7 separate regions of the Homo sapiens genome follow, and all the other regions are linked to region 1. Evidence: chromatin loops called from intact Hi-C (ENCODE). Cell type or tissue: endothelial cell of umbilical vein. All regions are shown on one strand. Region 1 overlaps DPF3 (double PHD fingers 3). Region 2 overlaps DPF3 (double PHD fingers 3). Region 3 overlaps DPF3 (double PHD fingers 3). Region 4 overlaps DPF3 (double PHD fingers 3). Region 5 overlaps DPF3 (double PHD fingers 3). Region 6 holds the start of MIR7843 (microRNA 7843). Region 7 overlaps LOC107984711 (a long non-coding RNA gene).

Region 1 (4,000 bases):
AAAGACAGTAATCCAATTTGCTACCGGTATTTTAGAGAGAAGAATTTAATAAAAAAAAATGTGATGTTCACATCAATAGCATCCCTTTAAGGGTTCCTGCTTACTCTGCATCTCTCTCTGCATCTAATGGGCTACAGACTGATACTGCTTTATACAGCACTGGAGGGAATGCAAGATCATTACTCAGGGAGAGAACTAAAGGGTGTTTGGGGGTTCTCACCTCATGGTGGAATAAAATTAATTAATTTTATCCCAGTATACCTCCTGTTACATCTGATGAATATGATCTTGAACGTGTACTTAAAATTGGAGCAGACTCATCTGTTAGGAATTTTTCCTCAGGGGATTTTGCTCAGCCTTTGGAGGAGAAGTGACTTGTGTTGTGTATTTTCTGAGTGAGGTGTCTTTGATCTGGTGTGTGGAAGCCTAGAGTGGAGATGACAAGTTCTGGGCTCTGGGCTCAGCTCCCTGTGTGAATTTGTTGACAGGGATCTCTGCCTCAGTTTCTGAGAGAGGAAATGGACATTTCTTTCCCTATTAGAATATGTAGCTTATATTATTTCATGATGATGCTTAACTCTATGAGGTAGGGTAGATGTTATTTATTCCCGTTTTACTGATGAGGAAACTGAGATTTGATCCTGTTTGATGACTTGTCTAAAGTTCCAGGCTCAGTAAATGATGTATGGATCTTCTAATAATCTTTCCTAAGTCTATACTGACTTCCCCAAAGATCATCTTTGGAAGATTTCTTGAGTGAAATCAGTAAAATGCCTGTAGGTCTTTTATTCAAGAATTTATTGGATGAAAAGGAGGTATTTGATTCTGTAAAAGAAAAAACTGAAACAACAGAAACCCCAAATGAAACTATGACACATTAGAATCTTTCTGAGAAGTAGCAATGTCTAAGTCCTCATGAACTTTCTGGGAGAACTAAAGTTGAGCTTCCTAAATGGTCACTGTTTTTGTGGTGCCAGTGGTAGCGGGAGTAATGGTGGCAGGGAGTGAACATTTTGGGCCCTGGTCACAAACCCAATTGCTTCTAACACAAAAACATTGAATTATATAATATTGTGGTGTTTAATAAAAGTGATTTCTGATCACCTATTCAAAATAGCAATATAGGAAAAGCCATTCTGCATGATTGGTTTACAAAATAAATGGGAATGATGGAAGATTCCTGTCAGAACTGAATTATTAGATAAAAAACATTGGCAATTAGGTTTTCAAAGTATCTCACCACTGGAACTCAACCAATAACTATGGCTTTTTAAAAAATTTACTTCTGAAATAATTTACACTTACAAAAAACTTACAAAGATTTTACCAAGAATTCCCATATGTCCTTCACCCAGATTCTTCAAATAACCACAGTACAATGATCACAATCAGGAAATTCACATCGATGCAATGCTATAACCTACAGACCTTATGCAAATTCTGCCAGTTGTCTCACTAGTGTCCTTTTTCTGGTCCAGGATCCAGTCTGGGCTCACAGGTTGCCATGTCCTCTTACAAGTCCTTTAATCTGGAATAGTTAGTACTACAATCTTGTTTTTCACAACCTCGATACTGGTTAGTCATTTCATAGCAAAAGCCATTCAGTTCAGGCTTGGATGCTGTTTTTCTAATGACTAAACTGAAGTTGTGCATTTTGGTTAGAATACCTTAGAAATGATGTTGTATCCTTCTCAGTGCATTACATCAGGAGGTATGTGATTGATTTACCCCATTACTGGTGACTCAGACATTTGGCCTTTCAGCTGAGATTTCAGGCTATTCTGTTTACAGACCTTGGATGATAACATTTTCATTCAGATATACCTCGGTTCATTTGGCAACTAGGGACTGAGTAATAACAGTATGCGTGTGACTGCTCAGCACTGTCAAGGATAGGATAAAATTAAACATGGGGCAATGAATTTATTGGCCATTGGATTTATTTTGTGACCTAGTGGATCAGACTAGAAATTCACAAATAGTTAAAATCATGTAAGAGCTGTCATGGGGTAGTATGTGATTATTTTTGCCATGGATCTCAGTAGACAAGAAGATTTTCTTGGAGGAAGCCATCTAGATCAACAAAGAGCTCCAGATGGACCGTTGCTGTTGAATCTGTAGGCAAGAATGTCTATTGTCAGAGACAATGGAGATAATATTCGAACAAAAAGCAAAGCTGGGAATCACAACCTAACCCATGTAAAATGGCAAAAATCACCATTTGAAAACCCGCCTAAGTACCATTCCATAGCATTTTGTTCCTGCCGCTCCTGTGCTTATCACAACACATCATGTTTGCTTGTAGTCCTTCTCAAACAGATGGCGTGTTCCTTGAGGGCAAAGGTGATATCACTCATATCCTCCAGACAGTGCCTGACACCAGTGTGCCATAATTATTTGTTGAAATAAACTGAGAACTGAGCAGTTTCTGAGATAATTAGTGGAAGTCTTACCAAATCTCACTCTATGCATAGAGGATGCTTAATAAATATTGTTGACAGAAAGAATGGAGAAGTCTCTGGACACAGCATCCAGTGGTTAAGTCAGAGGGGGCAGGTGGGAGGTGGTGAGGTGGTGGTGAGGGGTAAAGGAGAGAAAAGGGGGATGTCAGGACAGGGGTGGGGAGGGGTTGACCATGTGTGTGGAGGGGTAGAAAACTATGCCTTCTTGCAGGGGATTGAGAGCAGGAGACTAAGAACACAGCTGCACATTGTTTCATTTTTGTGGCCTGCAGTTGACCTGACCAGAGGAAACAAAAGAGAAAATGGAAGTTAGGAGTGCCAAGTTGGGACTCACGCATGATTTTCTAGGTGGCTTTAGTGGGGCAAAGGAAAAATACATGTGTGTGTGTGTTGGGAGGTCGGGGTGGAAATTTGAAGAAACTGAAAGGTGTGGGGTAAGCTTATGAGACAGACTCACTACAGAGTGGCAGGTAACATCTGACCAGAGGGGTCAGGGCACTGGGAGAGGGACAGAAAGACTCCTGGCAGGGAGTGAAATGATGACAGATGCCCATGGAGAGAACAATCGGCAGGCGTTCTGTGGGAGGTCCCAGGAAAGGTCACCTGGGTTTGATCAGTCAAGGGAAGGAGCTAGAGGCAGGTGGTGACAGCAAAGAGCATGAGGGAAGTGGGGGTAGGGTGCACCAGCAAAGCGGATCAGAAAGGGAGACAGTGGGGTGGGATGGGGTAGAGGCAAGGAACAGGAGCAGGTGTGGAGGGAGGACTTGGTCAAGGAGGAAAGTTGGATGAATGGAGTCTCAGCTTTGGAAGAGCATCTAATCCAGGCCTGTGCACCTGGCCATTGAGTGATGCTTGGGTACCAGGAGAGGTGGGGCAGGGGAGGGGCCTTTCAACTTGGAAGAGGCTGAGCTGCTCATTTGCTTTTGAGCTTTTTTCCTTGCTGGCTTGGCCATTTTCCATTTAGGCCCATTCTCCCTCTTCTCCCTCCCTTATCGCTCAGCTTAATGTGATCTAGGCACTGTTGGGACACCCATCTCTGCTTTCAGAAACTGCTTCCGGGGTGAAATGTGGCAGTACTTGGTTTCATTGCTCACTCCTTTGTGTCAACTACTCCGTTCCAAAGACCAAAATGGCAGATTTCATTTCAGCTAGAAGCAAAAGCTATGCGTGGCTATCCAGGCAAAAGGGCCCACCTGTGTGAACCACCACCAGGTTCCAAGGCTGACAAAGGGATCACTGTGCTAGTAGAGGACTGGAACTGGTCTCTTGGTTGGGGACTGTCTCCGAGTAACTCTGACACACTTGAATCACTTGGGGCAGGGTTGGGGCTGAGTGTGAGTGCTTGTGAAGGAAGCAGTGTCCTTTTGGGCTTAGGCCAAATGAGGCATCTGATGGGGTTTTCTGTGGCTGAATTGGTTCTATACCATAGAACTACTCATTTCTACTTGGATGGCAGGGAGAGAGATGACATCATAAAGGTCCTTTCTGGGGTGTTTTAACTGTGAAAAGATTCAGTTTGTTTGGTTTCTAAGTGGAGG
Region 2 (4,000 bases), 220 kb before region 1:
TTTCATCATCCCGGAGAGAAACTTTGTATGCATTAAACAATACTTTTCCATCCCCTGCTTCCTACCATCCCTGGGAACCACCATTCTGCATTCTTAGCACCCCATATCAGGGGAAACATACAATATTTGTTCTTCTGTGTCTGGCTTATTTCACTTAGCATAATGTCTTCAATGTTTGTTCATCCATGTTGTAGCATAGTCAGAACTTGATTCCTTTCTATGGCCATTGTATGGATAGCCCACTTTTTGTTTACCTGTTTAACTGCCGATGGGCATTTGGGTTGTTTCACCTTTTGGCTGTTTTTGAGTCCCCATTTTCATTTCTTTTGGGTTTTCACTATGCCTAGGTCTCCTTCATTTTTGGACTGTAAAATCTAGGGACTAAGCTAGGCTCATGCCTGTAATCTTAGCACTTTGGGAGGCTGAGGCAGGAGGATCCCTTGAGCTCAGGCATTCAAGACCAGCCTGGACATATCATGAGACCCTGTCGCTACAAAAAATAAAAAAAAAAGCCGGGTGTGGTGGTGTACACCTGTGGTCCTAGCTACTCGGGAGGCTAAGGCAGGAAGATGGCTTGAGCCCGGGAGGTTGAGGCTGCAGTGAGCTGTGATCACGCTACTGTACTCCATGTACTCCAGCCTGGGTGACAGAGCAAGACCTTATCTCAAAAAACAAACAAACAAACAAACAAACAAACAAACAAACAAACCCAAAAAATTAGCGGCTACATTTCTAGATAATATAGGCATTCTCCACCTTATAAACTAAACAAACAAAAAAACCCAAACCTAATAGTATTACAGAATTCAACCTCTCTGCCTCTCCCTCTATTGGTAGTCCATTGCGTTCTGGGATAAACACACTGGGAACTAGGAACCCAGAGACTCAATTCTCCCATCCCCAGCCACAGGGATTGCCTTCCCCTCATATCCCCCTTCCTGTTTTTTTTTTTTGAGACGGAGTCTCGCTCTGTCGCCCAGGCTGGAGTGCAGTGTCGCGATCTCGGCTCACTGCAAGCTCCACCTCCCGGGTTCACGCCATTCCCCATTCCCCGGGCTCAGCCTCCCGAGTAGCTGGGACTGCAGGCGCCCGCCTTACGCCCGGCTAATATATATATATATATATATATATATATATAGTATTTTTAGTAGAGACGGGGTTTCACCGTGTTAGCCAGGACGGTCTCGATCTCCTGACCTCGTGATCCGCCCGCCTCGGCCTCCCAAAGTGCTGGGATTACAGGCGTGAGCCACCGTGCCCAGCCTATATCCCCCTTCCTTTGAGGGCAGGGACTCCTCGTGGGGGTCAGGGTTTGGGTTTGAGGCAGTTCCAGGGGCTGTAGCACTAGCAGTTACCTGGTGAGGCTTGGAGTGAAGGCTTCCTAGGTGGATGGAGATGTGATGTCTGACAACAGGAGGTGGGTGGAAGCACGGTGATGACAGGATAGCTTGGGGGGCAGGAGTTAGCAAGTCAGGCCTGTCCTTCCAAACAGCCAGGAGAGCTTGTGTCTCCCTTCTCCTCCCTTCCCCTTCCTCCAGCCTGGCTTCCCCGCAGCGGCCCACATGAAATAATGGATGTGGAAACATTTCAGAAGGTGGAAAGTGCAAATGTGAGGTGTTACTATGAGAACTAAAAGTTTCCTGTAGCTGATCATGGCCTCCTCAGGCAGTCAATAATACCTACTATATTAAACATTATTTTAAATATTAAAACAAAAATAAATGTTTCTGGCATTACCCATCACATCTAATCATTGTTTCTCAGGAAATGCAAGGTCTACTCATCCAGGCTGTGTAAATAGCCCTGGGATCTCAGTGGGATTTTCCTATTGTCTGGGTTTGAAATAAGTGAGAATGTGAGCTCAGGGGAAACCCTCATTTCATTTCCGGTCATAGCCCTGACCTGAGTTCACCCACCAAACCAGAGGAAGCAGAAGCGCGGTTGGTAGAGTGGGGTGCTCTTCTGGGAACTTGGGCCTTTGGTCCTTGCCTGGTCTCTGGCTCCTCCTTCAACTGAGATGACTGAGGGAGAGAGAAGAAGTGGAGGCGGGGCAGGGGCTTAGATCTGCTTGTGAATAAGGAGAGTGAGCTGTTGGCATTGGAGGTCAGTGGCAAGAATGGATTCTTTTTCTTTTTCTTTTTTTTTTTTTTTTGAGACAGAGTCTCACTCTGTCGCCTAGGCTGGAGTGCAGTGGCGTGATCTTGGCTCACTGCAACCTCTGCCTCCCACGTTCAAGTGATCTTGTACTTCAGACACAGGAGTAGCTGATATTAAAGGCACATGCCACCACACCCAGCTAATTTTTGTATTTTCAGTAGAGATCGGGTTTTATCATGTTGGCCAGGCTGGTCTCGATCTCCTGACCTCAAGTGATCTGCCCACCTGGGCCTCCCCACGTGCTGGGATTACAGGCGTAAGCCACCATGCCAGGCCAGATTCTTTATAGAAAAGTAGACCAGAGAGCATTGCGGTGGGGTCAGATCTCAGAGTTACATGCATGTCTTGGTTGCCAGCCTTGGAAGTGGTTCAGATTCAGTCTTGCTGCAAAGCTACAACTTTCTTTATTTTCTTTTCTCATATATTTTTTGGAGATAGGGTCTCACTCTCACCCAGGCTGGAGTGCAGTAGTGCGATCACTCTGTCACCCAGGCTGGAGTGCAGTGGTGCCATCACAGCTCACTGTGGCCTCAAACTCCTTGACTCAAGTGATCTCCCACCTCAGCTTCCCAAGTAGCTGGGACTACAGGTGCGTACTGCCACACTTAATTTTTAATTTTTTTATAGAGATGGGGGTCTCACTGTGCTGCCCAGGCTGGTCTTGAACTTCTGGCCTCAAGTGATCCTCTTACCTCAGCTTCCCAAAATGCTGGGATTGCAGGTGAAAACCACTGCACTTACTTGGCCCTGCAACTTTCCTTTACAAGAGCAAATGAAGCAAAAAACATCATCCCTACTCCTGCTGTCCTCAACCAGCAACTCTCGATACATCTTTGGCTGCCAGTTGAGCACAACGAGAACTCTCTCATCCTCTTTGGAGTTCCTTCATCCCACAACCAACATGGATTGCCTGCCTGCCCCTGAGAACTAATCAGCACAGCCACCTGACTCCCTCCCTACATCGAGGAGCTTCCACTCCAATAGAGACTTCTGATCTGTCTGTTTCTTCTCCTAGACCCTTGTTTTTTGGCAGGGCAAAGTAAGTGCTAGCAAACCAGGAGGCTGACTGCTGCCCTCGGCTTTTCCTAGGAAAACCACTATAGGTGAGGGGAGTGGGGAGAGGGGCGGCAACGCGGTGCTGGTGATAGGGGGAGGGCAGGGTGGATGGGGCAGTGGGAGGGGAGAGAATATATTCTCTCCTGCTAATTATTTTCCCTGAGGACTTAGCCAATGCAGAACCATCTATTATCGTGGGAGCGCTCTATGGTAGTTCTGCCTGTGATGAATGCTAAGTGGAAACAAGCAAGAAAAATTAACAGGCGGCTGCTTCTGTCCACCTAATTAAAATGCATATCCAAATGCATAATTCCTTATGTTTCCCCATGCACACACTCCCCTTCCAATCCCAGTTCTATGGAGGAGAAAAAAACACTTTCCCCCAATCATTTCTCTTGATTATATTTTCATCAAGGAAGAACTGGAGGGTTTCCCCTTAGAATAGAGAAGGGCCTGTTCTTCTAACACTTCTGAAATAGCTGGCTTTTGACTTAGATTGAGCCCCAAAATTTGGAGCTCTTTTTCATTTTACACACAAAAACTAGCTGCAGAAAAAAGGGAGAAGGAAAGAAGTAAAGAAAGAAAAAAGAGTTCCCACCATTTCTGCTGACCTTTTAGTTTTGTGTTAAAAGTCTGGCTTTGATCAGCAATGACAATTTTGAGGATCTTTTCTGTCTTTTCTTCCTCTTCATTACTTTCCCTGACTCTGCACTGCCTTCCCTGGTCCCTCAGATAAACATAACCCAAGTTTTGTAGAGAGATTTTAGAAGACGAAGACACAGCTACC
Region 3 (4,000 bases), 56 kb after region 1:
TCTCTGAATGGCCCTGCTGGTGGAAGGGGTGAGGCAAAGGCCTCTGACTTGGACCCTTTCCACACCAGACTGGCAGCACTTCCCCCAGGCAGCCAGTGGTGGGCCCTGAGCCCTCAGGTCCCCAGCTCCTTGAGGGATGAACCTGGGAGCCCAAGAGCCAGTGGCTGAGCTCTGAGAAGGCTCCATCTCCCACCTGCCCTTGAGCGCGCTCTCAGGCTGAGAACACGGTCTCATCAGGCGCCTTCCTGGCCTGATGCTGTGCTGTCTACGTCACACGGTCGATTCACAAAAGCCAGAACTAGACCTCAACCAGGTCATCTCCCCGTTGCCAAGTGGGTTCAGGGTGAGGGCAATTTGTAAGCTCAATTTCTCTGACAGCCAAGACATGGAGCATCTCTGCTAAGAAGCCAAAAGAAATTGGTTTTCTTCTTCTCATTGCTGAAGCCCCTCTGTGTCTCTTCTCAGGGACAGGCTGGTCCAGTGGCTTTGGTGAGGGCGCCTCCATTTGTGAACGCTGGGATTCCTCTGGGTGGGCTTTGGCAGGTGGCTCCTATGGTAGGAAGGATGACCAGGTCCCTGGGAATGAGCTGCCTACCTGCTGCTCCACGAGGAAGCTCAGGCCTGCACAGGCTCCACCAGGCCTTGGATGCCCTCTAGTTGAGTCAGAGACCCTGGAAACACACTGAGATCTCCAATTGCTGCCTCCATTGATGTCTCTAGACCTGCAGATACGAAGCAAACCTGGGATTGCTTCTTCCAGGTATGGGCACCAGAGAGGGAAGCCACTGCAACATTTTATCCCCATCATTCCAAAATGCTTGCTTGTCTCTTTTACCTCACACTCACAACTCCTTCTGAGACTCTCAGTCATAAAGGAATGACCAAGAGAGTGGGTCTCCAGTGAGAGAAATGCCTATGAAAGAGGGTTTCCCTTTTTGCTCTTTTGAACACCCTCCCCACTGATCCTTGGGACCCAACGCCGCATTGCCTCTTGCAGATGAGGTTTTGCCTTGGGCTGCTTTGGTACTTCAGACCAGGACTGAGTCTGACACAGCTTTCATGAGGTTACAGAAAAGGGCTACAGATTTGGGAAGCTGTGTGTAATGGTCTTGAGACAATATCTCCATTTGGCCCACCCTGGCTTCTCTAAAAAGCAACGACAGCAACAGACAAACAAAAAGCTCCCACCTCCCACCCCGTTAGCTGTCCTCCTCCTTCACTGTGATGTGGTTGCGGTCTCTGTAGGTGTGTGTGCCACCCTTGTCCTCTGTCCTCTGGGGATGTGCCCTTCCCACGTGTGTCAGGTTCCCACTCTTTCGTGGTTCCTAACGTGAAGTGCTGTGATGTTTCTGCCCTGCCTAAGGAACGTATCAAGCTCTCTCAGTGTTTCAGTGTTGGAGATTGAGGCTGTGCCACATCTTCTGCCATCCTAAGGGGACATGATGGTTCTGTGATTCCCAGAGAGCTGGCAGATTGTGACAATCTCCAGGAGAACCTACAGATTGGAAGCAGCCCACACCTGATGTGGACTCCTGACCCGGGACTCACTCTTCATTCAGAAGACTGGTGGCCCACGTGCCAGGACCACCCCACCTCTCTTGCTGCCTTTTCTCCTGTCCTGATGGGGTTCTGGGAGGGAGACCTGTCGCTGATGAGATGAAGAATGTGGGGATCGAGCAGCCTTCTTCTTTGGGACCCCTCGATATCCCATGGAATGCTCGCACGTTCTCAAAGACTGAGTCACAAGCCCCTACCCCTTCCTTGCTGTGGTTAGTATCTTGTTCTGTGATTGGTTAGCAATGTTGACTACCCACGTAGTGAATCTTTTGTCTGCAATTTAGAGAATGTGTAAACAAATAAAAGGCTTTAAAACTCTTGGAAACTCTTATTTTCCCTACGGATAGTTAGGACCTCACTTGCAAATGTAGAGATCCTGTGGGGGTAGAGCCCTTTCATGTTGGGGTGTGCAGTAGGACTGCATTGTGTAAGAGAGAGAGAAAGAGAGAGAGGGAGAGAGAGAAACACGCATGCGTGTGCATCAGGCTCCAGAGAAACACTAGTGCTTTCATGGTTGCAGGGAGACTCCAGGAGCAACAAATTCCAGGTCTCAGTTGCTGCCTGGTGATGAGCTTCTGGCCACGTCATACATAGCACCAGGGAAGCCACAGTCACCGTGACAGCTTTCATGGGCACAGTGGGCAGCATAGCTTCAGGCCTTAACTGAGAGCTTCATCTGCAGGAGTAGAGCAGCTCCTTTTCTGGAGACCCCTCAGAGAAGCTCCTAGGGCATCCTGAAAGGAGCCCCCTAGATTTTCTAGGAGAAGGGAGGTTGATGAATCAGAGATGACTCACAGGAGAGGTGGGGGAATATGGTTGGGGAGAGAGAGAGACCTCTGGTGCAGGACCCATCTAGAAGCCAGCTGAGTCATTGCTTCTTTTCTCTCAGCTGCCTTCCATGAAGGCAGTGAGTTGGCTGCCCTGGGCAAGGAGCAAGAGGTATCACAGAGGACACATCTGCCCCTAGAGTCTCTAGAGTCTGCTTAGCAATGGCCTTAAAGCAACAGCCTGTGGGTATAGGACTCCTGGTCCATGCGGGAATTGGTTTCCTGAGGCTGCAAGTTAAGAGTCAGTCTCCCAAAAATAAATTTTAGATAGATAAATAAAGGCCTCTACTCTATGCTAGGTACTGGGGCTACAGCAGAGAAGACAAAGCTCTACCTCTCATGAGGCTCACAATCTTGCCAAGGAGGCAGGCACCAGACAGGTAATAGTACAACATGTGATGAACGGGGTCAAGGGGGAAATTGAGGGAACTAGAACATGAGCTCCCTGGTCTCGATCAGTCAGCGTGGTTTTAGTTGGAAGCTACTGTGCATTTTGGTAAGACACAGGTGGGCATGGCAGTGGGAAGACACCATGTCACTTTTTATTCCTCCCCTAAGTGAGTGCTGCACTGTTCTTTAATGAGTCATCCATGCGCCTTCAGCCTTTGCTTTTCTAAGCATAATGTGGGGCCGTTATTTCGGCAGAGAAGCCATTGATGGTTGCTGCGGACATGGGTCATTGAGCAGGTTGTCGAGCCATCTCTGCAGTGGGAGAGATGTTCGCATTCAGGGACCAGAGGGGAAAGGCCAGGCCTTCACCCAAAGCAGTTTCAAGTGACAGCTGGACCTGCAATGCTGAACTGCTAAATTCAGCAATCAGGGGGACTTAGGCTCATATAACAAAATCCAGGCAGCAGACGATTACACAGACACCCACATTCAGGCCTTTCATCTGCACAGAGAGCTGTGCACATTTCTGCTTTAACCCCAGGGAACCCGGCATTGCATCCTAGTCTGCTATGGTATGAATGGTATGTCCCCCAAAATCCATATGTTGAAATCTCCACCCTCAGGGTGATGGTATTAGAAGCAGGGACTTTGGGAGGTGATTATGTCATGGGGGGCAGAGTCCACATGCACGGCATTAGTGCCCTTATAAAGGAAGCCCAAGACAGACCCCTTGCCCCTTCACCATGTGAAGTTGGAGTGAGAAGGTGGCTGTCCATGAGGAGGCAGGCCCTTGCTGGACACCGAATCTGCTGGCACCTTGATCTTGGACTTTCCAGTCTCCAGAATTGTGAGAAATAAATTTGGCTTATTGTTGATAAGCCACCCAGTCTATGGCACTTTATTATAGGGGCCCAAACAGACGAAGACATTTTATCCCATCAATTTCTGAGAGAGGTCTTTTGAGAAGGCAGTAGATGTGCCATGTTCTGTTGGACCTGAGAAAGTTAACTATTATAATGCAGCCCAGAAACTGACATTGCCCTGAGTCAGAGGGATGGAGGAGGGAGGGGGTGTTAGTCCATTTTGTGTTACTAAAGGATATGCCTGAGGATGGGTAATTTGTAAAGAAAAGAGGATTATTTGGCTCATGGCTCTGCAGGCTATACAAGAAGCATGGCACCAACATCTGCTTCTTGTAAGGACCTCAGGAAGCTTTCAATTGAGGA
Region 4 (4,000 bases), 120 kb before region 1:
CTCCAGGTTTGGGGTATGTGGGTGGCCATGATCAAGATTTGAGTGTGGACTGTGGACTGTGCCACTGACCTGCTGTCATTTATGTTGTGTTGGGCAGAAAGGGCCAGGAATCAGGTGGTGGCAGCTGTGTGATTCTTATTCCCTGTGCTGGGGGTCTCCTGCCAGCACTGACTTCCAGCCTTCTACAAGGCCAGGATTCGGTATCATTCAAGCTGTCAGTTGCAGGTGGGCCTAGAGCTTTCATTTTTTTGTTGAGTGATATGTGTCGAGCATTTCCTATGTGCCAAGTCTTGCGTTGGGGGCTGGGAATCTGATGAGACAAGGACGCTGCTCTCGTGGCACTTGCAATTTAGTTGTGTATAGATGATCAGTAGGCAAAGAGAAAAACTTTGATAGTGGTGTTATGAAAAAAATAAAGTATATGAGATAGCAAAGGGTAGGGCAGGGTTGGGGTGGGGTGGGCTACTTCCAGATAGGGTGAACCTAAGAAGACATCTCAGAGGAGCAGTCAGCTACAAGAAGATCTGGGAGAAGCATGTCATGCCAGGTAGAGGAGATGGCATATGCAAAGGTCCTGAGGTGAGATACCCTTAGTATAGAAGAGGAACAGAAAGGAGTGCAGTGAGGATGGAGCCCAGCGGGGAAGGAGGCAGGGGACAGGATGAAGCAGGAAAGGTGAGCCCAGCCAGCCTGGGGACCTGTAGCCATGGGAAGGAGTTTGGATTTTGCTCTGAGTGCAGTGAGAAGACATTGGAGGTGTTAGTAGGAGAGAATGCCATGGCCTGATTTCCACTTTTTTTTTTTCTTTGAGATGGAGTCTCGCTCTGTCGCCCAGGCTGGAGTGCAGTGGTGCAATCTCGGCTCACTGCAACCTCTGTCTTCCAGGTTCAAGTGATTCTCCCGCCTCAGCCTCCCATGTAGCTGGGACTGCAGGTGTCCGCCATTACACCTGGCTAATTTTTGTATTTTTAGTAGAGACGGGATTTCACTGTGTTGGCCAGGCTGATCTCGAACTCCTGACCTCGTGACCCACCCACCTCAGCCTCCCAAAGTGCTGGGATTACAGGCGTGGGCCACCGTGCCCAGCCCTGATTTCTGTTTTTAAAAGATCACTGGGGCTGGTTATAGTGGATCACACCTGTAATCCCAGGTCTTTGGGAGACTGAGACGGGCTGACTGCTTGAGCCCCGGAGTTCCAGACCAGGCTGGGCAACATGGCAAAACCCTGCCTCTATAAAAAAATACAAAAATTAGCCAAGTGTGGTGGCGTGTGTCTGTAGTCCCAGCTACTCTGGAGGCTGAGGTGGGAGGATTGCTTGAATCTGGGAGGTGGAGGCTACACTCCTCCACTGCACCACTGCAATCCAGCCTGGGCAACAGAGCAAAACCTTGTTTCAAAAAAAAAAAAAAAAATCACTTGGGCTGCTGTATAGAGAATTGACTATAGAACAACATGTTCTTTGTGGCCGTGTTAAATACCAGACCGATATTCCCTTTACTGGGGAGGGCAGCACCCTTTGCATTCCAGTGGCAAAGATGAGGGCTGGGGATCTGTTTGTCTAAGAATTTTCTCTAATCAATAGTCTGCTTCTATAGGCGATCACACTCAGGAGGCAACATCCGAGTGCCCAGCTCATAGTGAGAGTTTCAGGAAGGACTCAGTCTGTGGACCAGGAAACTAAAAATATTTTCTCAATCAATGAAATTTCTGTGACGGATGCATGTTTTCTTTCTAGGTATGATTCACCCTAGATAAAGCAGGCTTCTCCACCACCTCACTTTTGTTGCATTCTACACATTCTTTAGCCTCCAGAGGAGAGATTTATTTGGTCACGTCTGGATGCCATTTGAAAGGCAAACCTTGGGTACAAGAAAAGCTACGGTCCTCTTCCTCCCCGGAGCGTCCCCTTCCCACCTCCCCCGCCACCCCACCATTATTTACTGGAAGGAATCACACTGCTTTTATCCTGCCACCAGTCTCTTGTCCTTGGCAGCTCCTTGACTTCAACCTCGAGATGTGTATGTCATCAGAACACCCAGTGGCGGCTCAGAAATCATGGCCAGGTTCAATATAAATTCTGTCTTGCTTAGGCAGCTTTGCATAATAAGTCCCTGAAAAGTCTTCACCAGGGTAGATGCTGGAAAAGGGATTTATTGGGTCTACTGGGCCTGAACATCAGACTGAGCCACATCGAAGTCATGATGGATGTTTTAGGGTTCAAGCTGTTTGTCGGACATAACTTTCCCAAGGGATACCTTTGTCCCCAATGTGCCCTTCCTGAGATGTTTTGAAGGTCAGAGCCACCCACAGAATGACTAAGGATGTCAGATCTTCATACATTTGCCTTGACCAGGGCTTTTGGCAATTTTGTTAGGGATGAGGACTTTTGTGGGATTAGTCTGCTGCAGGTTAGTGCTGCCAGGGTAATCCATGCCAGCTGCCTGAAAGAAGTTTTCCCACAGAAACAAAACCAGCTGAATGAAACAAAGTCTGCTAACTGGGCCGTCCAGCTCTGCCATTCAAACATGGTGGCTGAGGAGCAACACAAGTCCCCTCTCATTCATGCCCTTGTTTTAGAGGTTGGGGAGCTATCTTTAGATCAGCTAGTCTCAAATTTCTCAGGATCACTGGGGAGCTGATGTCTGGATCACATCCCAAGCCTCTAGAATCAGAATTGCACAGCTTCCCACCCCTTAGCGATTCTTTCACAATCCTGAGTTTGAGAGCATTCTTTTGGAGCATGTGGTGATGGCATTCTCACTAAGCACAAGAAGGGCATTTCTACCCATGCAGAGAAGGAGCTGGTTTTCCTGGCATAGGTCTGATGTCAGCAGCATTGAGAATCAGTGAGCTTCTTGTAAAGTTCAGAGAAGGAGAATGTCAGTTCTGTGGCACCTTGCAGGGTAGCATGAATTTGCACATGGAGAAATGAAAATCTCAGGAGCTGAAGTGACCTTTTTTTAAGGATATGGGAAAAAACTCAATAGGATTTGAACTTGGAGGATATCTATTTTCAGATGCCTAATCCTGGGCTCTGGAGAAGTAGCCAGATAACTTCAGGCTCACCTCATGTTCCCATGGAGAAAGTTAGAACGTTCCAAGCACCTCTCAACTGTGAAGCTTTCATTAGTTTGCTGAGGATGACATGATAGTTCAGTCAAGCAATGTATCTATCACATGCTTCTACATTCCCAGTACTGTGCATGGTTGGGTAGCATGCAAGCACATAGCTCTCAGTTCCTGTCTTTAAGATACTTCCAATCTAATTAAGTGAGCAGAGATAAGGAAGGTGGCAAAGACCATCAAAAATAAAGTAAGACAGATAAGGTAGCTCAGAGAAGCCAGAGAGCAAACCCTACTGGTAGAGATAACCTGTGAACCTTCCTGGAAGAAGCAAGTTTTCAGCCAGCTCTTGACTAGGCTAAGATCAGCCAGGACAAGGACAGAATACAAAAATTCCAGGTGGGAGGAAGGATATAAGTAAAGTGTTTTGTTGAGATTCAGGGGTAGGGCTGTCTGTTTCATATATGCAGGGGGGTCAGAGGAGGATTCATTCATTCACTCATTCACTCATCATTTACCCAATGTGGCAGGCATGACCCAGCATGTACTAGGCTTTGGGAGAGAGCAGTAAACAAGCCAGATGTGGTCTCTGTGCTTAGGGCAGTCCTTGGGTGGATTGCTGGGGTCACCATGCATCAGCTGCCCTGCTCTCCTGGATGCCTGAGGCTCAGCCTTGGTGACCCAGAGGCCTTCTGTCCTGGGACAGAGGTTTGAGTGGGTCCCCGACAGCCTCAAGGACACCGCAATAGTGAGTGTTGCATCACATGGTGGGTATCAGCCTGCTCAGGCAGAGGGTCATGCCACAAAGTGGCAGCAAGTACTGCACTTTGGGGAAGGAGAAAGGAATGGCTATTGATTGCAGACTTTTATGTCTGTGTGCCAGAGGTTCTAGCTTATTAAATTTTCTCAGGTCTGAAGTAGAGATTATATTACCCA
Region 5 (4,000 bases), 140 kb before region 1:
TTTGAGTTGTTCAGAGCCTTTTGCGTTACAAAGCTCTTGACACTTTCTGGGACATATTGGAGAATGTAGGCATTCATTCATGTGTTCACGCATTCATTCAGTCTTCCTACGATCATCGGATGCTCACTCTGAGGCTAGTCCTGGACTAGATGGACTAGTCCATAGAGATGAGGAAAACAAAAGACAGCATTCATACCCTTGTGGAGCTTCCACTCCAGTTGCCCACCTAGGCAGGTCAAAGATCTTCAAGTACTGTTTTGTCCATGTGACCTCTATGGGATCCAGGCTGGGTGACACGTTGGGCTTGTGTCTTGTATCTAAAAATCAGAACTAGGTTTTCATGGCCCATTGCCAGCCATCACCAGGCAACAACCTCTTTTTTTGTAGTGAGATTTCCCTTGGAGTGTTTTGTGGTAATATCTGTTTCTTGTTTCTCCCTCTCCCCAGACTCTTCTGCACTGGGGCTGATAGTCACGCTTAGACATGTTTTTGACTCCAGCCATAAGCAGCTTTTTTGACTAAGAACCATTGGCGTCTGAATGGGATGACTACCTCCATGCCTATTGGCCTTGGAAGCCACGGTCTTCACACTTCACCCTGAGAGAGAGGCAGTGGCAGGTTTCATTTGAAGCCAGGGGACAGAAAGGCCACTGGATGAGATTCTATGGACACAAACTTAGGAAGAGAGGAGGACTTTTCTATCCTTGGAAGGGGCCTGCTTCAGTTGTGCTGCCTAGGAAGGCACATGTTATACTAAAATATTATTTGTTCTCCATCTGACACTTGCATTTAACTGGGAGTCCTGTATTTTATCTGTCAATGTGACAAGGGGCGGGTAGGTGGAGAGGTGGGCACAGGTGGAGAGGTAGGCAGTGGGGCAGGGGCCCTGGACCTCCATGGGGGTGATGATGGCAGGATGTGGTCATTGAAGTGCTGAGGTTCTGAAGGGTGGCGTGATAGCTGCCCATGTCCAGGCTATCACATCGAGACAGGCTAGAAGGGAGATCAAAGATCTCTGCCATTCATGGTCTTTGGAGAATTCACCGTGAGGAATAGCACTCACATGAGCTAAGGGAAAAGAACAGTCTTTAGCCTTGCTTCCCATCCACTTTGTATCTGAAAATATACAAATGTATTCCCTTTGTGTATATTTAAAAAAGAATCCAAATTCTTTTCTCCTGGTAAGTTAAAACAAACATTTCCAGGGCTGGAAATCCATGTACTCAGGAACTATCAAAAATGTGTCAGTTCTGGGCTGTTGGGGGCATGTGCCTTGAGGTATGTGCTCACAGGAGGGGCTGGGGGCTCAGAAGCTTTGCTCCCACTCCCAGGAGCTAATTTTGAGCTTTGATATCTATGTGACTCTCAAGAGCATGCATGTGGGACCTGGCAGGCCCTTGGAGATTAGCCAGTCTGAGAGACAGGGACTCACAGCACTTAGGAGCTGTGTGAAGGGTTCTCTCTTGACAGATGAGCAAACTGGAGCCCAAAACACTTAGCGATGGGCTTCAGGGCCCCCGAGGCAACAGAACAGGGTGAGAACATGGGTCTCCTGACTCCAGGTTGTGTACAGTTCGCCATGACTCTGCACTCGCTGGTCCTGTGGCCTCTCTCAAATATAAGCATGTTGAGGGCAGAAACCAGGAGTCCCATTTGTCTCGTAGTGTTCAGGTGGTGGGGGTAGGGGGAGCTGTGATGGCCCTGCACACCCAGCTGTCCCTGTGTGAGCATTTGCTTGCTCTTGTCACTCACATGGTGCCACTTGTTGGTGCCACTCTCTTTGCTACTCAGCAGGAATTTGTTTTCCATGGCTTATCCCATGCCTTTGTTTTCTTGGCTCTGAGTCACCCCAAAGGTGGATGCCTGGCAGGGGTGGTATCAATCCCCAAGGATAAGTCCCTAAGAATCTAGTTCTTCCTACCTCTTGGCAGCTAGCCTTCTTTGATGTCCTTGGGGTGTTTTATGTGAAACTCTATTTTCTCCTACTGTCCTACACCTTCAGTCCCTGGCTGTAAGAGACATGAGATGAAAGGTCCTCCCGTGTTGTGTCTTGTGCCTTGTGTTCAGGACAGCATATCCAAGTGTGTATGGGCCTTGTCCAGGCACCATTTAGTATGGGGCTATTTTCCTGATCTGTCGCCACTGGACACCCATATCCTGAGCAAAGTGAGAGCTGAACCCACCTGGCTACAGTGTCACTCCTTGGCAGTCCCTGGAAGAATTCTTCCACTCAGAACTTTGTGATGACTTCACAAAGACAACAAAAGGAGGAAAGTGATTCATAGGGGCATGAACGATATGCAGTTTTCTAAGCAATTGCCTGAACTGTGAGCATATAAACCATGGTGAAGAGTGCACAGTGTGGTTCTGTATGACTCACCAGTTACCTCCTTGAGGTCATGATGATGCCTTCAGCCAGGTGGCTGAGGGACAGGCCTTGTCCTGGCTCGGACTCTGGTCTCTATTGCTGCTATGTTTTTATTTTTTTCTCAGTTCTTTGAGCCACTTAGTGTCCCTCACCAGCCATCCTGGGGTCCTCACATCCTTGTTTCAAGACCAGAGCCTCACGGATACATTTGTGGATATTGGCCTGCAATTCTTCCATGTCCAGACACCAAAACCCAGTGCCTGCATCCTCTGTAGCTTCTTCTGTTTCTGTGGCTGCCTGCCCAGATCCAAGTAGATGCTGGGGATTGAGCGAGACTGCCTTTTAGGGCCAGCTTTTCACAGCTACCTGTGAATGCCAGGACTGGCTTCTCTTTGTACTGCACTATTGGTAAGGTGGTGTTAACCACTGTGGCTTGAGAGGGAGGAGCACAACTACAGGGTGAGTGCTACCCAGAGAGTCATCTCCCGTTATTCCAGACACCCAAAACCATACAGAAGTAAGCCTATAGTTATCTCCTTTCCTATATTGTCAGATGGCCCCCTGACTGCAGTGGGCTGCCGTTTTAATTCTTTAGTTGTATCATGCCTATTTGTGTGTAGGTTCAACTTGCAACTACATAACTGCTTGCTTGTCTGCCTATCCATCTATGCATCCATCCCTGCATCCACCCATGCATCCACTCATGCATCCACCCATGCACCCATCCATGCATCCACCCATGCATCTATCCATCCATCCATTCCTCCATGCATCCGTCCATTCATGCATCCATCCATGCATCCGTTCATCCATGCATCCATCCATGCATCCATCTGTGCATCCATGCATCCATCTGTGCATGCATGCATTCATTCATGCACACATCCATCCATCCATGCATGCATGCATCCATGCATCCATACATCCATCTGTGCATCCATCCATCCATGCAACCATCCATCCATCCATGCATCCATCCATCCATCCAAGCATCCATGCATCCATGTGTCCATCCATCCATCCATGCATCCATGCATCCATCCATGTGTCCGTCCATCCATCCATCCATCCATCCATCCATCCATCCATCCATCCATTTATCTATTTATCCATCTAATAAGGGATGGTAAACTTATGTATTTAAAGGGACCAGGCAGGTAAAGTAAATGAGGAAATGGGCTTGACAAAGACAATAAGGAGTGGTGGGGGCCGTGGTGAGCTGCCATCTGTAGCATTCCCTGGCTAGAATTTCCTTTCAGGTTTGATGTGTGGCATCTGACAGCCACAGTGAACCATCCTTATTTCAAAAGCATTTGAGTTCAAGCAGCCTAGAGGTATTTGGATGGGGCCCCTGGGTTCTTCCTCAGCCTTATTAGAGTCTGTTGGTAACATCAAATGGTGGGATGTGCATCAGGCAGGGCTTTTTAAGGTTGCAAATGGCAAGAAACTCAACTCATAGTGCTTAAGCACACAGAGGAATGTGTGGGCTCATGTAACTAACAGCTCGTGAGTGTATCTTCTTCACTCGTGACTCGGTCTAGGGGCTCAGCAAGGTCCTCTTGACTCCCTCCATCTCTCCTTCATCTCTAAACTCCACTTTTCTTTACATTGGCATCCTTTGTAAACAGGCCT
Region 6 (4,000 bases), 150 kb after region 1:
AAGCCTTCAGATTTTGTAAAACACTTTGAGGCTTTCCTGGAACAAATAAAGCATATAACTGCACATTTTGGTTTCTATGTAATACATAACCCATCTAGGAAAACGATCCTGGGATTTTGCTGTGCGCCTATCTGAAATGGTTTCCACTGATGAACTTAAAAATAACCAAATCTGAAATTTTAACTACCCACAATGCCTTGAACTTGTGTTAATAGGTCAGGCAATGAAGGGGACAAATGAACACCTTATGACAACCACTTGAGTAGATAAGCAAACCTGGGCGTCTTCAAATGTATATCTCCCTCCATCTTTGACATTTTGACTGGTTATCTCATAGCTGTGAGAATCCAGGTTGATTGCACTTGGAGCCCCTGGAGCCAGAAACTCTTGCCAGATTTCTTCTACCCTCTTGGCCACATCCTGTAGGGGTTGTTTCTTAAGATCTTGGACAGCCAGCCAGAACCTGAAGTGGGAGCAGAAACACAGTCAGTTCCAGGGGGCTCAGCATCGGGATGTTGCCTGAGATGGCCCCAGAGCTGATGTCCCATGAAACCCATTCTGCTGCATCTCTCAGCCTGCCCTGATGCCACTACATGAGCTGCAAAGACCATGGAGATTGTGAAAACATCAAAGGTGTTCCTATGGTGCAGAACAGAAAAGAATTGCATATTAAAAGATCAATGTGCTTCTCGTTATCAGAACGGGATTTCTCTCCTTCTACATGAAGGTTTCTCAACCTCAGCACTATTGCCACTTCAGGCTGGATAATTCTTTGTTGTTGAGGCTATTCTGTGAAATGTAGGATGTTTAGCAGCAACCTTGGCCTCTACCCACTAGATGCCAATAGCAACCCCCCTTCCCAAGTTATGACAACTAAAAATGTTTCCAAACATTGCCCAATGTCCCCTGGGAGATGAACTCATTCCTGGTTGAGAACCCCAGTGCTACATACATGCCACCATGCAGACAGTGTGAGACCCTTTGTCAAATCTAGTTGGGATCAAGTGATGGCATCAAAATGGAGGAGAGATCCCAGAAGCAGGCAGTGTCCTGGAATCATAAAGACTATCTGTGTAAGAATGAACCAGCCATTCCTATTATAGATGGAGAAACTGAGCCAATTCACATCAGTGCTCAGCACGGTGCTTGGCAAATAGTAGGTGCTCAATATATGGGTTTCAGAGTGAAGACGGACGCATCTGGAGCAATGCTGAAGAGGCATATGTTGAAAACTTCTCTGCAGAATGGTTCTCCTTCTGCTGAGAGCAAGAGAGAAAAATCTGCTCACTTCCGTATTTGCCTCTGTTTAATCCCTCAGCATCCGCATGGGAGCAGTGAGCTCTTTTCTGCTGAGAGCAGCAGCAGCCAGAGCCAAAGCTTGGACAACAGCTACCGGGTCTTAAGGATGGTTCCCAAGGCAGCCTTGCAGCAGGATCCAGGTCTGGGTGTCATATCCTTTGCCCTGTGCATGGACAGGCCAGCTCCCCCATCAGTGAGTAAGAGAGTAGGTCCTGTGCTGGTTCCGAGAGCAGCGGGAATCACAGGTAGTCTAGTCAACAGAAAGGGAGGGACAAGCGAAGCTGAAACATGACGTGGTGGAAAGTGCAGACAGTGCATTCAATCTGTCATCAAATTTCATCCAAAGTAAGATGTACTTGTTTCTTTTTTTTTTTTTTTTAGGGTTAAACATGTTTTTCTGTTGCTGTTCAGAGAAATGTCTTTGGAGCCAAGTGCATGGCCCAAAGGTGCCACTCAGTGGCAGACTGGAGTAATGCAACCCAATTTCTGCAAGGCAAGACGACTGTGTGTGTGTGTGTGTGTCCCCAAATGCTGGGCTCCAACTCTTCCCCTGATTTGCCATTTTTTGCCATTTAGGATTCTGATGATCTCCTTAAAGGAACCTCTCAGCGACCCTGCAGAGCCAAGCGTAAGGCAGAGAAGGCTTCATGACTTCCATCAGATCAGGAAGCTGGCTCTGCCCTCATCCTGTCTACGCCATATCTTGCCTTGGTGTACCTTTCTGGGTGCCTCTCTCTTCATCTGTAAAATGGGCACTGAGTGGATGGAGGGATATGTGGCATGGCTCTGGAAAACTTCCTATGCAGACTTAACTCAGAAATGCTTTCAGGTCCTGTGAGGGGGAGCTGAGGAGGGGTCAGTGTGGTGGCCACAGGCTCAATGCTGGCCCAGTGTGATCCCTCGGATTCCAGCCTTCTCTCCGCAGGTGGCCTGGGCAGATGCTGCCGCCCAGCTCTTGCTGCTGCCATCTGGTGTCCCCTGCCCTTCCACAGCTCTCTGACAGCCACAAGTCCTGGGTGCTCAGGTCCTTCTGGCTTCTGGGTGAGAGGAAAGCAGTCGTGTTTCTTTATCCAGAGTCCAGAGAGGGTGGGGAAGGAAGGGCTTGAAAGGAGCTGTTCCCCTACCTCATTGTTCAGGTGGGCCCTTGACTCTTGAGCTGGGGCATGGGTCTCCTCCATCTCCCAGGCCTGCCCTAGGTTCTGTAGGGCTCTCTGTCCACTCTCTCAGGTCTGCTGTGAAAAGAAGGAAGTGGCCGGGAGGCTTGCCAAGTGAAAATGGCCATCTGCTGGTGAGAGTACCTACAAGGCTTTCTCTGCCTGGAAGGCCATGTCTGACCAGTAGGTGAAAGATGCGGGGAACCTGGCTCTATAGGAAGAAGCCAGTGTTGGCTTTTCCAAGGCCCAGAAGGGGTCAAATGTCCAGAGACGAAGTCAGTGAGGCTTCCTCAGCCCCATGCTAGGCAGACAGGAGAACCAGGTTCACAGAGGGAGGCCGTCTGGGCTGAATCCCTGGCTGGAAGCAACCTTCTGGGTCAGCGTCTTCCCACGCCCCCTGGGCCCCTGCAACTTCTCACACAAATGGATGACACCTGGGTGATTTCCTGCCCCCTCAATCAATGCCACATGGGAGGTCACTTTCTGTCACCTCTGTCAGCACTGAGGAGGAGCTGCTGAGCCCCTGTGGGAAGGCCCTGAGGACCCTGGGAGCTCTGCAGGCTCCCTGCGGTTCCTGAGGGCTCAGGGTCCTTTTTGCAGGATGATTTGGGTGCCACATGAAAATGTACATCACTCAGCTGGATATAGAGATGACCGGAGCTGATGGAAATACAAATTTCATAATCAATTTTTTTGAGACAGGGTCATGATCTGTCACCCAAACTGGAGTGCAGTGGCTACATCTCGGCTCACTGCAACCTCCGCCTCTCAGGTTCAAGCTATTCTCCTGCCTCAGCCTCCTGAGTAGCTGGAATTACAGGGGCATGTCACCATGCTCAGCTAATTTTTGCATTTTTAGCAGAGATGGGGTTTCACCATGTTGGCCAGGCTGGTCTTGAACTCCTGGCCTCAAGTGATCCGCCCGCCTTGGCCTCCCAAAGTGCTGGGATGACAGGCGTGAGCCATTGCACCAGGCCGCGGAATCAAATTTAATAAACTTTTATGTAAAAATAAAAAGGTTTTCTTTGTCACATAAAACCAAGAATTTTTTTAAGTACAAGTGAAAACAACAGGCATGCTGGAGGAAGAGGAAGGGGAGGGGAGAGAAAGGGAGGGAAGGAGGGGGAAAGGGCAAGAAGGGAGAGGGGGAAGGTATGGGGTAACATTCCCTAGACAGCAGTTTTCTCTCCCTGCACACACTGGGGACTCTCCCTGGCCTTCTGTCTGCCTTGGAGTTGACCTGCCTTGTCTCTCTCAGGCAACAGCAAAACTGCTGTCACAGCAGCATCCTGACATCCCGTATGTGTTTACCATCACTGGTTTTGAGGAACCTTTGTGTCAATTTGAAATTCAGAACAGGCTTTGGTTAGTGTTGGCCATCTTCGAGCCCCACAGGCCTGAGCTGGGAACTCAGAGCCCAGGCCACATTCCCCGCTGCAGAGAGCCACAGCAGCTCCTCTCTGCACATCTGCTGCCCATGGGAAGCCCCTTGAAGCTTTGGAAGCTTCTGCTCTTATAAAAAACCTGCAGGTACCGCTCCTCCCCAA
Region 7 (4,000 bases), 240 kb before region 1:
GGGACATAGATATAGGCTACAGGTACAACATGGCATTCACAAAGGAAGAAGCAGAAGGTGTTGTAGGTTTCATGAGCAAAGAAAGTAGTGTGGGTTGCAGTTTTGTTACAGGTGTAAGCAACAAAAAGAAAAAAAGATGAAAAAATAAAAGAAACAAAATGAAAGTGGCATGGTGCATGTCTTATATTTGCACAGGGGTTGCACAGGGAATGTCTCTCCAAGTTCTTGCAGCAGGGAGAAGGCAGGTTCCAAAGCATTGCTGGCTACCCCAGCAATCGGGGCACTATGAGCAAACTGGATCAGTGCATACTAAGGCTGTTTTTTTTTTTTTTTTAATTTTTTTCTTCTCATGCCTTGCATTCCTTCTGGGCAAAACTGGAATAGTTCGGGAATTCTTGCTTCATGTGCTGTTGAGTCTACTGAATCTAAGTTTCTGGCAACAAACGAACTAGATGGGCAAACAATTTGAGGTAAGTGTGTGAGGTTAATTTTTTCTTCTGCTCTCAATGAATAACAGATCTGATGCAAAAACAGCTCTGGCTATGGAAGTGGGCATCTTTTTCCCCCCATCTGACTCAGCATAGGTGAGAAATAACTTGAACATGTTTTACTGCTCTAATGGTATGCAGGATCACAGGTCATCTTTTCTTAGAGGAAAGTCTCTGCTCCCCTTGAATTTGCAGATGGACTCACCAAAGCTCAGCAAGGAAAAGAGGAATTATAAAGAGGACTTAATTAATTCATTATTTTTTTTTGAGACACAGTCTCACTCTGTCATCCAAGCTGGAGTGCAGTGGTGCAATCTCCACTCACTGCAACCTCTGCCTTCCAGGTTCAAGCCATTCTCCCACCTCAGTCTCCTGAGTAGCTGGGACTACGGGCATGTGCCACCACACCCGGCTAATTTTTGTATTTTTAGTATAGACAGGGTTTCGCCATGTTGGCCAGGATGGTCTCGAACTCCTGACCTCAGGTGATGCGCCTGCCTTGGCCTCCCAAAGTGCCAAGATTACAGACGTGAGCCATTGCACCTGGCCAAGAGGATTTACTTTTGTTACAACATGTATATTTTGGTTGATCCAGTGGAGTAATTTCTTTAATTTCAGCTAAGTGATCTAGCCATGGTTCTTACTCAACTATATCACTCAGAAAGTATCCTAAGATCTGGCTGGGCATGGTGGCTCACACCTGTAATCCCAGCAGTTTGGGAGGCTGAGGCGGGCGGATCACATGAGGCCAGGAGTTGGAGAGCAGTCTGGGCAAATGGCGAAACCCTGTCTCTACTAAAAATACAAAAATTAGACAGGCGTGATGGCCCCCCTCTAGTCCCAGCTACTCGGAAGCCTGAGATAGGAGAAACACTTGAACCCGGGAGGCGGAGGTTGCAGTGAGCTGAGATCGCACCACTGCACTCCAGCCTGGGTGACTGAGTGAGATTCTGTCTCAAAAAAAAAAAAAAAAAAAAAAGTATCCTAAGATCTGAGCAGTCAAGTTTTTCATTGCTGCATCGGTTTGACAGGTGGTGTATTCTTTACATGTCAATATCCTGATGGGGCATTAATGCAGGACTGTCTGTCATGGACCTAATTGTCATTCACTTTCAACAAACATCTCATGAATACTTACTATGTTCCAGAACTTCTTGACAGAAGAACTCGTTTGTGTCATAGTGGTGCTCCTTCAACCTTTTCCTGCCTTCCAGGTACCCATGTAAATATTGCTGTTTGGCAGTTCCTTCTAGAGCTGGAACCCAACAGGATTTCCCAACTTTATGACTTTCAAAGGGTGGCATCCCTGCTCACTGACACTAGAGGGCGCCCAATTGCCAGTAACAAATTTGGGCACTGGGATTTAGGGCACTGTTTGAAAACTTGTTTTACTCTTCAGCAAAAAACAGTTGCACAACTTCATCCTCCTCCCAATGGGGCATCAAAGAAGGAGACACTCTAATGTGGACTAGACGTTGGTTTGTTTCCATTAAGGCTTGCTTTCCTAAAACCCAGGCTTTTGGACTATCCCTGAGAACAGTGAGTAACTTGTTAGTAATTGCATATCCTGGTTGTTGCATTTAATCCCATCCTGCTGTCATCCACCACATCCCTATCTAATTCCAGAATATCTCAGCATGAAGCTCTCGAAAGGACTGGCTCCTTTCTAAACCTCAAAAGGCTTACAGACAGACCAGTCCGGTTCTCATTTTGCTCTCTGTTTTGTCTAATGCCCCTTTTCCTTGAACACAGGCAAGCCTTATCTCCCATTTTGGTCCAGGACTATCTGGCTACAATGAATTTGTTTGGTCTCATTCTGTTAACTCAGACTCCCTCTAACTCCACCATTCCTTGTCATCTGTTCTTTCCCTTCTTTGTTCCTGTTCAGCATCAACGAGTTCTCAATTTTGCATTTTCTATCTGGGAAGAAGGGAGAAGTATTTCTCAAGTGTTGACTGTGTGTCAGTTACTCTTCTTTATGTCACTTACAGTATCACATGCAGAAGCTGGTATGAATAGCCCCATTTTACAGATGAGTACACTGAGGTTCATGGTCAAGTCACCTGCCAGAGGTTGTGTACCTTGGAAGTAGTCAAGCTGGGATTCAGTTCTAGGGTTTTTGGATTTCTCTTTCTCCACTACCACCCTCCTTCCTTAGACTTTTATACTATTTGATATTGTCATCAGTGCTTCCAGTCATATTCCTTGTTTTTGTTCCTTGGTTTTGTCACATGAAAGTTTATCCAAAATTCATAATTCATGATCAAAACTAGCTAAAGACATTATAAAACTGAAAAAGGACCTCAATTCAGATGGAATTGTCCCTCCTACCCGCACTATATCTCAGAACTTAAAAGAAACCCAAATTTGAGGTAGGAGTAGCTTTGGTCATTAAGTAAAACAGGTTCTCAGTTCAGCCCGCATTGTGAGACTTCATTTGAGGAGTCACTCCAGAGTAGCTAATATACAAGATTTTTTTTTTTTTTTCTGTCTTGCTTTGTAGCTCAGGCTGGAGTACAGTGGTGTAATCATGGCTCACTGCAGCCTTGACCTCTGGACTTAGGCAATCCTCCCACCTCAGCCTTCAGGCTTCATATAAATATAGAAGCACCAAATTGAAAATTGAATCTCTTCTAATAGTCTCCATTTTCTACCTGTTTAACACAGTTCTAAAGGAGAAAATAGCCACAGAAATTTCTGGTATTTATTATGAGTAGAGAATTTTTAAAAATAGCTTAATTGAGATATAATTCATATACCATAAAATTTACCCACTTATAGTGTACAAAGCTGGGCATTATAGTGTACAAAGCTGGTTCCATGGCTTCTATCCATCTCTCCTGCTGTGGTCACTTGAGGTGGGAGGATCCTTTAGCCCAGGAGTCCAGCCTGGGCAACATAGTGAGATACTGTCTCTAAAAACAAACAAACAAACAAAGTACACAGTTCAATAGTGTTTAGTATATCCAGAGATATGTGCAGCCATCACCACAGTCAATTTGAGAACATTTTCATCACCTCGAGAAGAAACCCCATATCGTTCAGCTGTCCCCCTCCTATTCCCACACACTTGCCGTCTCCAGCCCTGAGTAACCACTAATCTCCTTCCTGGCCCTGTGGATTTCCATATTCTGGAATTTCATGAGAATTGAATCATAGAGTGTGCAGTCTTTTGTGACTGGCTTCTTTCACTTAGCACTATGTTTTCATGATTCATCCATGTTGTATTGTAGCATGTAACAGTACTTTTATTTTTTTTTACGGCGAAATAATGTTCTCTTGTATGGATACACCACCTTTGGCTTATCTATTTGTCTGCTGATGGACATTTGGGTTGCTTCCACCTTTTGGATATTGTGAATAATGCTGCCATAAACATTCATGTCCTGTTTCTTTGTGGACATATGTTTTCATTTCTCTTGGAGATATACCTAGGAGTGGAATAGCTGGGTCACATGGTAACTCTATGTTTAGTCATTTGTGGAACTGCTGGACTGCTTCCCAAAACAGCT

Evidence for each region. A loop is a pair of places that touch in the nucleus more often than their neighbours do. Peaks named below come from ENCODE experiments on the same cell type or tissue, not always from the same donor. Only the 100,000 strongest peaks of a DNase experiment are listed, where the experiment ranks them.
Region 2: a loop joins it to region 1, with 5 times the contacts of the local background. A loop is called at or near these places in 6 of 110 quality-filtered maps.
Region 3: a loop joins it to region 1, with 6 times the contacts of the local background. A loop is called at or near these places in 3 of 110 quality-filtered maps.
Region 4: a loop joins it to region 1, with 2.3 times the contacts of the local background. A loop is called at or near these places in 2 of 110 quality-filtered maps.
Region 5: it touches region 1 in a loop (11-fold over the local background); 2 of 110 quality-filtered maps call a loop at or near these places.
Region 6: a loop joins it to region 1, with 10 times the contacts of the local background. A loop is called at or near these places in 6 of 110 quality-filtered maps.
Region 7: it touches region 1 in a loop (4-fold over the local background); 5 of 110 quality-filtered maps call a loop at or near these places.

What each region holds. Positions count from the first base shown.
Region 1 is chr14:72,663,189-72,667,188 of GRCh38, reverse strand. All of the region lies in intron 8 of DPF3 (double PHD fingers 3), which reads left to right. Among named protein-coding and RNA genes, the nearest start is that of MIR7843, 150 kb to the right of the region's middle. In endothelial cell of umbilical vein, no CTCF peak of the experiment used is centred here; DNase peaks (open chromatin) are centred at 348, 1,708, 2,388 and 2,738; H3K27ac peaks cover 4,000 bases.
Region 2 is chr14:72,882,079-72,886,078 of GRCh38, reverse strand. The region is part of intron 1 of DPF3 (double PHD fingers 3); the gene reads left to right. Among named protein-coding and RNA genes, the nearest start is that of DPF3, 10 kb to the left of the region's middle. RefSeq lists a silencer at 3,912-4,000. In endothelial cell of umbilical vein, no CTCF peak of the experiment used is centred here; a DNase peak (open chromatin) is centred at 1,958; H3K27ac peaks cover 2,057 bases.
Region 3 is chr14:72,606,909-72,610,908 of GRCh38, reverse strand. It overlaps DPF3 (double PHD fingers 3), which reads left to right. Exons shown (of 11, transcript NM_001280542.3): 11 at 1-1,875. It also overlaps a transcript of RGS6 not described here. Among named protein-coding and RNA genes, the nearest start is that of MIR7843, 92 kb to the right of the region's middle. In endothelial cell of umbilical vein, no CTCF peak of the experiment used is centred here; a DNase peak (open chromatin) is centred at 2,378; H3K27ac peaks cover 353 bases.
Region 4 is chr14:72,779,641-72,783,640 of GRCh38, reverse strand. The region is part of intron 1 of DPF3 (double PHD fingers 3); the gene reads left to right. Among named protein-coding and RNA genes, the nearest start is that of DPF3, 110 kb to the left of the region's middle. In endothelial cell of umbilical vein, no CTCF peak of the experiment used is centred here; a DNase peak (open chromatin) is centred at 1,700; H3K27ac peaks cover 558 bases.
Region 5 is chr14:72,799,843-72,803,842 of GRCh38, reverse strand. All of the region lies in intron 1 of DPF3 (double PHD fingers 3), which reads left to right. Among named protein-coding and RNA genes, the nearest start is that of DPF3, 92 kb to the left of the region's middle. In endothelial cell of umbilical vein, no CTCF peak of the experiment used is centred here; a DNase peak (open chromatin) is centred at 2,302; H3K27ac peaks cover 1,662 bases.
Region 6 is chr14:72,514,814-72,518,813 of GRCh38, reverse strand. It overlaps RGS6 (regulator of G protein signaling 6), which reads right to left. Exons shown (of 18, transcript NM_001204424.2): 15 at 277-463. MIR7843 (microRNA 7843) reads right to left here and starts at 1,994; the gene lies at 1,916-1,994. RefSeq lists an enhancer at 3,543-4,000. In endothelial cell of umbilical vein, CTCF peaks have their summits at 1,759 and 2,610 (motif pointing left); DNase peaks (open chromatin) are centred at 1,733 and 2,553.
Region 7 is chr14:72,902,943-72,906,942 of GRCh38, reverse strand. It overlaps LOC107984711 (a long non-coding RNA gene), which reads left to right. Exons shown (of 3, transcript XR_001750998.1): 2 at 385-470. Among named protein-coding and RNA genes, the nearest start is that of DPF3, 11 kb to the right of the region's middle. In endothelial cell of umbilical vein, a CTCF peak has its summit at 1,811 (motif pointing right); a DNase peak (open chromatin) is centred at 1,842.